Regions from separate parts of the Homo sapiens genome. Here region 1 is linked to region 2. A link is a contact called in ENCODE Hi-C data. All regions are on one chromosome and are shown on one strand. Each heading gives the region's core, a stretch centred on a gene start or an enhancer-like site at or near the end of the contact. The rest is flanking DNA. Distances are from core to core; before and after follow the strand shown. Region 1 holds the start of CDK8 (cyclin dependent kinase 8). Region 2 holds the start of RPL21 (ribosomal protein L21).

Region 1 (2,700 bases), core at 93-2,592, 1.0 Mb after region 2:
TTAAAGTTCACTGCCAGCCGCTAAATTTGGGGGAAACCGCCTGAACGAGATAGTCCCTATGTCACTTGCCTTCTTCCCCACCACCCACCCTGCACCAAACCCCCATTGTTCTATGTAAAAATTCACAGCTAATAATATCTAAATAGCAATTGCAACATTTATGTTGCAGATGATCACTATGGGGAACTCTCTCCAGAACCACATTCACTCGCTGCCTTCCTTTCCTCAAATAAAATACAAATTTGATAAAAAATCGATCACAAACTGGTGGGGGAAAGGATCACAGCCTTCCTTCTAGACCGATGGATGACACTCCAGAGGCGGGTGAGGAAATCCCCAGAAGGTTACCATAATAAATCGACCAAGGAAAAAAAAAAACAAAAAACATTTAACCCGGCGTTTTAGAACGAATTTTTTCATGAATCAGCTTTGAAATCCTTGAAAAGTATACAGCCCACGGTGCAGAGGCTCATCTTGCCTCTTACCACCAGAGCAGAACACAGACGCGGCACGCAGGATTTCTCGTGGGTTTGGATCCCTCGTACACCACTTCCTCCCCAAACCTGGCTGGCGGAGCCAGAGGCCGGCGTCGAGGAAGTCAGAGCCCGGCACCCCGGCGGCCCGCTCTCCCTCCGGGCTACCTGCCTCGGCCTGCGGGAGCGCCGCCCAGCGCGGACACCGGCCCAGACACACACACTCACCCATCTTTCCTCTTGGCTTTGTAGACGTGACCATAAGTGCCTCGGCCAACTTTGCAGCCCTCGTATTCAAACAGGTCCTCGACCCGCTCCCGCTCGCTGCTCAGCTTCACTTTAAAGTCATAGTCCATTGTCACAGCCTCTGAGGCCGGAGAGCTGGGTCGGGGGGCCGGGGGGCAGGGGTGGGGACCGGGGAAGCACGGGCAGCCGCAGCCCCCGGGAACCCGCCCGCTCTACGCCCGCCGGCCGCAGCACCAGCCCGACTGATGCGGCAAGAGCAGGAGGAGGCCCCGCGAAAGCGCCAGGGACATCCAGGGGGACGGCGGGGCAGAGGCCGGCCGGGGGTGGAGGAACGGGGAGGATCCCCCGGCGAAGGAGAGCCGAGGGACGAGGGCTGGGGGTGGGGAGCGGTGTCTCTGCCCTTGTCCCCGCGGGCTCCCTGGGCGCCGGCTCCGCCGCTCTCTCCGGCCGCGCGTTCTGCTCCTGCTGCGGCGGGAGCGGCGGGGCGGCCAGGCGGGCTCTCGTCCTCTCACACGCGCACTCACGCCTCACGCTCTCACACACACGCTCACACTCACTCACTCACTCACTCTCCCATACACTCAAACAGAAGGGCAGAGCCGCACAACAGCCGGTACCTCCTCAAAGAGAGGAGGAGGGAGGGCACTCGCGGAACACGGCCGCGGCTGTCGCAAAAACGTCGCGAAGCCTCGGGCTGCCTCCGGGCCACACTCTAGCCCGCTCCCGCGGTGGCTGGCCGCCCCTGCTGGCGCTGGCACCCTGAGGACCGTGTGGAGGGAGCAGGGGAGCCACTGCCCAAAGCTGCCGCCAAATGCACCACGTGGAACCAGCCCCAGCGGTGGCCGGGCCCCAGACTACAATACCCAGAATGCACAGGCCGCCGCCGCTGCCGCCCCTTCTACGACTCCGCCCCACACGGTGGGAATATGGGAGCGTTGCATGATGGGACTCGTAGTCTAGGGTGAAATTCGTTTCAATCATTTGGGGAAAATTTATTTTTATTTTTACAGCGATCTAACTAGAGTCTGATTTCAGCCACAAACTTGATCAAAGAGGTGCACGTGGGAAGGAGAGTCGTTTGCATTAGAAACACATTTTGTGCCACTCTGAACTCCAGATTTTAAAGGCCACTATCATCGATAAAAGCCGGTATGATATTTGTAAACAGCTCGCGGGCCAGCAGTTGGGGTACTCTTGGTGTTCACAATCTGATAAGGGCTGCACAATGATGTCAACATACTGACATTACAAGCACCAATAAAAGTGAATCAATGACCAGTGTCCAAGCTACTCCTAAACATTGTTACTCTTGTGACAGATGACCATCCAAACCTTTCCTATCCATATACAGGAAGTATTGAGTACAGTACAGCCTTCTGCGATACTACCTATAAGAACACCAGTTTCTAGCTATGATTACAGAAAGGATCTAAATCCATGGGAACTAGTTTGTTAATAATCTTAAGGTAGCAATATGTCCTGCTTCAGGAGTCCTGGTATCTTGATACTAATCTATCATTTTATCTTACCCCCCTTGTCTATTTTTAATTTTTGGTTTTCCAATTGTTACCATTTCCACTAAAGCTCCCCACTTCCCAAAGGGAATATGAACTTTGCAGTTTTAATGTGAACTTTTTAACACTTTTTTTCCCACCTTTCCTGTGATATTTATCAAATTCCTTTCATCTTTTATTTCCTCTACCTTGCTAGATCCTAAGTTGTTATAGGAAGTCATATTTGCATCTTCTGTAAAACCTAGTGTCATGCCTTGATAATGATGCACAGTAAACACTTGTTAAATTAATGAATGAATAAACATGTTTATCTCAAAAAGATCCATATACCAATGATGATGATGATGATATCATCTTGTGAAAAAGCCTCCAAAGGGCTTTCTCTTATATAATTTTCCTTGGAGAAAATTAGTGACTTCACCACTGTGTAAAATTAAATTGTTTTTACCTAGCATACTATATAAGTA
Region 2 (2,700 bases), core at 147-2,646:
TGATAGCTCTTTAGTCATTATAGGGCAGAAATGCCATTCCTGGCCATTACTCCTACCATAAGGTAAAATACAGCAGTCAGGCTTGACGTGTTGACAATATTCTAACACAATTTGGTTTCTAAGTTTACCAACAATCCTTTAAGAATGGCTCCCAAAGTACCATTTTTATAAAAATTGTATAGCAAGAAGACATGTTTCACCTAACTCACCAAAGTCAAACCATTGTTACAATGGATGAACCCTTTAAATGCCAGGTACTCTGTTCCAATCCCCAAAGCCTTTAGATGTGTATAAAGTTCCAAAAACTTGTGCTAAGTTAGTACACAAAGGGTGATACTGTGTAGATTCAAGTCACTTTGTGGAATCACCAAGTGGCATAATCAGTTAACTCATTCCTGATTCCAGAGCCCATAATCCTCCACTAGATCCATCTTTCTGAGTTTGGAATCCATTTTAAGCATGGACCCCATACACTTAAAACTGAAGGCACTTTTCAAAACGATGCTTTACAGTTTGTAAGAGTATTAAAATCATGGCAACTAGGATCCACCATAAAGAGCAACCTGCAGTTTGCTCGACTCTGTTGACGTCCACAAACTAGACAAAATGATGAACTATGGCTAAATGTTTCCCTTCACTCAAAGCATGCTGCCCTAGAATTCGCAAAACAGTATCTCCTCTTGGTGCAAATATTGGTGTTGCAACCTCAAAACACTTTCCCTTCGTCCGATCACCATGTGGGGTCAAAATTTTAAAAACAGTCGGAAATCGTCTTATGCATTAACTAAGGGCAGTGAGGGTTCATCACCCAGGACGACTCCGGGACCCACTCTCCGACCGAGAGCCCGGGTTTTCACACCTGTAGGCTTCACAGAAGATTAAAGCCGACGCCTGACTTTAAACCCATTCCTACTACCCCTTAAGTCCTCACCCAACATCATCGCAAGATTTGGAATAAAAAAGCCACACTGAAAGGAGTTAGAAAGGCATCAGGCCACGCGGCCCCCACACAGCCTATGTGAGAGGGGCCACCCACAGTACCGGAGATGCAGCCACGGGAACATAAAACGAAGTCTTTTAAAGATTAACTCGAGTCGCCTCACCCCAAGCGACTCAGTCTCGTCTTTCTCGCAAATGTCCCCCCGCAGGGCCGCAACATCGCAGTCCGGTTCTCAGCCCACGGCCCAGACCCGACCCGGCGCACGCTGCTCCCCGTCTGGCAGAACATGGTTTAACCCGCCCATGCCAATGGACCTCAAACAGGTTAGAGAGTCTCCCCACGGTCCCAATGAACGACCTCTGAGGCCACAAGGTCGCGGTTCAAGTCTGTCGAACACCTAGCGCCCGGGAGCCACGCGTAGGCCCTACCTGGAAGATGGCGGTTCCGGCCGAAAGGAAAGAGGCGGGGCCGCGGCGCGCGCCTTACAAGGGCCTGTGGGCTGCCCACGGCGCTGCCTGAGGGAAACGCCAACCGTAAGCGACTTCTTTCTAGGGAAGAAGATCGTCTCTGAGAACACAGAAAGTCTGTGAGGATATTTTCCCCTCTTGCGAAAGAAAGGCAACCGGCCAACACAAGCTGACACTTGCATCGTGTCAGACAGCCCGGAAAGGGGCCTTCAAGGGCGATCAAGAGGACGCCGTCGTCCCGAGCGTGCTTACGCCATCCTTTGCGTCACCGCCTTCGCCGGAAGCTGCCTTGTATCCGCGTCTCCGCAGGGAAAACTGCGGCTGGCGGTGCGGGAAGTGCTATTAGTAGTTGTTTATTTGTTTGTTTGCAGAAATAATTGCTTGGGTACGAAGGTCAAACGAGAATGAAGCAAGTATATTATCTAGTTTGTATGTCTTTAAATAGTTTCTCCTCCACACGTCTAAACATACGCACCTGCTAGTAGGTGCGCAAATGTTAAAACCTCTTTGGGAAAGCAATGTGGCAAAATCTAGTAAAAGTTTTCAATTACTAAACCCCAGCACTCTGCTCCTACCTATATGTCTTGTAGAAACTTTGGTAAGTGAACAAGGATGTACGTAACAGCGCTGTGGGTAGAAGCAAAAAATTAGAAACGTCCATCAATAACAGAATAAATACCTTATGGGATGTTAGGATGTAGTATTATACGCCAATAAAAGAAGACTGAACTCAGAAATGTGATGAGGCAAAAAGAGAAAGATGTAGAAAAATAAATAGTATGACAATTCATATACATTCAACTCTAAAACTTGTAAAACAATGCTATATATTGCTTAGTTATGCATACATATGTAGTTAAAGAAGTCAAGAAATACAAGAGAATGAAAATCAAGTTGAGAAAAGCAGTCATATCTGGTAAGGAGGGGACAATAAAGGGAGGCTTTAACTGTATTGACCATTATTAAACCGGGTGTTAAATATATGGGTGGCCATTGTTTTATTCACTACACCTTTAAAAATAGATATTATTTTCTTAATGTAGTTTATTTAAATTGAGATAATGCCATATACCCAGCATCCAGTTTCCCCTATTATTAACATCTCATGCTAATATGGTACATTTGTTGCAATTAATGAACCAATATTTTACACTGTTATTAACTAAGGTTCACATTTTATTCAGATTTCCTTCGGTTTTACCTAATACCCTTTTTCTGTTCCAGGATTCCATCCAGAATACCACATTACATTTAGTTATGATGTCTCCTTATATGCCTCTTGTGGCTGTGGCA

The links. A loop is a pair of places that touch in the nucleus more often than their neighbours do. Pooled maps may share reads with other maps.
Region 1: a map of CD8-positive, alpha-beta T cell shows a loop between it and region 2 (10-fold over the local background). The contact joins the promoter of CDK8 here to the promoter of RPL21 in region 2. A Hi-C loop is called at or near these places in 4 of 168 maps with a recorded cell type or tissue (CD4-positive, alpha-beta T cell, CD8-positive, alpha-beta T cell and naive thymus-derived CD4-positive, alpha-beta T cell) and 10 of 50 pooled maps.

Annotation. Positions count from the first base shown.
Region 1 is chr13:26,252,771-26,255,470 of GRCh38, reverse strand. CDK8 (cyclin dependent kinase 8) reads right to left here and starts at 1,342. Exons shown (of 13, transcript NM_001260.3): 1 at 702-1,342. The coding sequence starts at 829. RefSeq lists a silencer at 738-1,337.
Region 2 is chr13:27,250,254-27,252,953 of GRCh38, reverse strand. RPL21 (ribosomal protein L21) reads right to left here and starts at 1,396. Exons shown (of 6, transcript NM_000982.4): 1 at 1,369-1,396. RefSeq lists enhancers at 903-1,488, 1,142-1,681, 1,489-2,074, 893-2,092.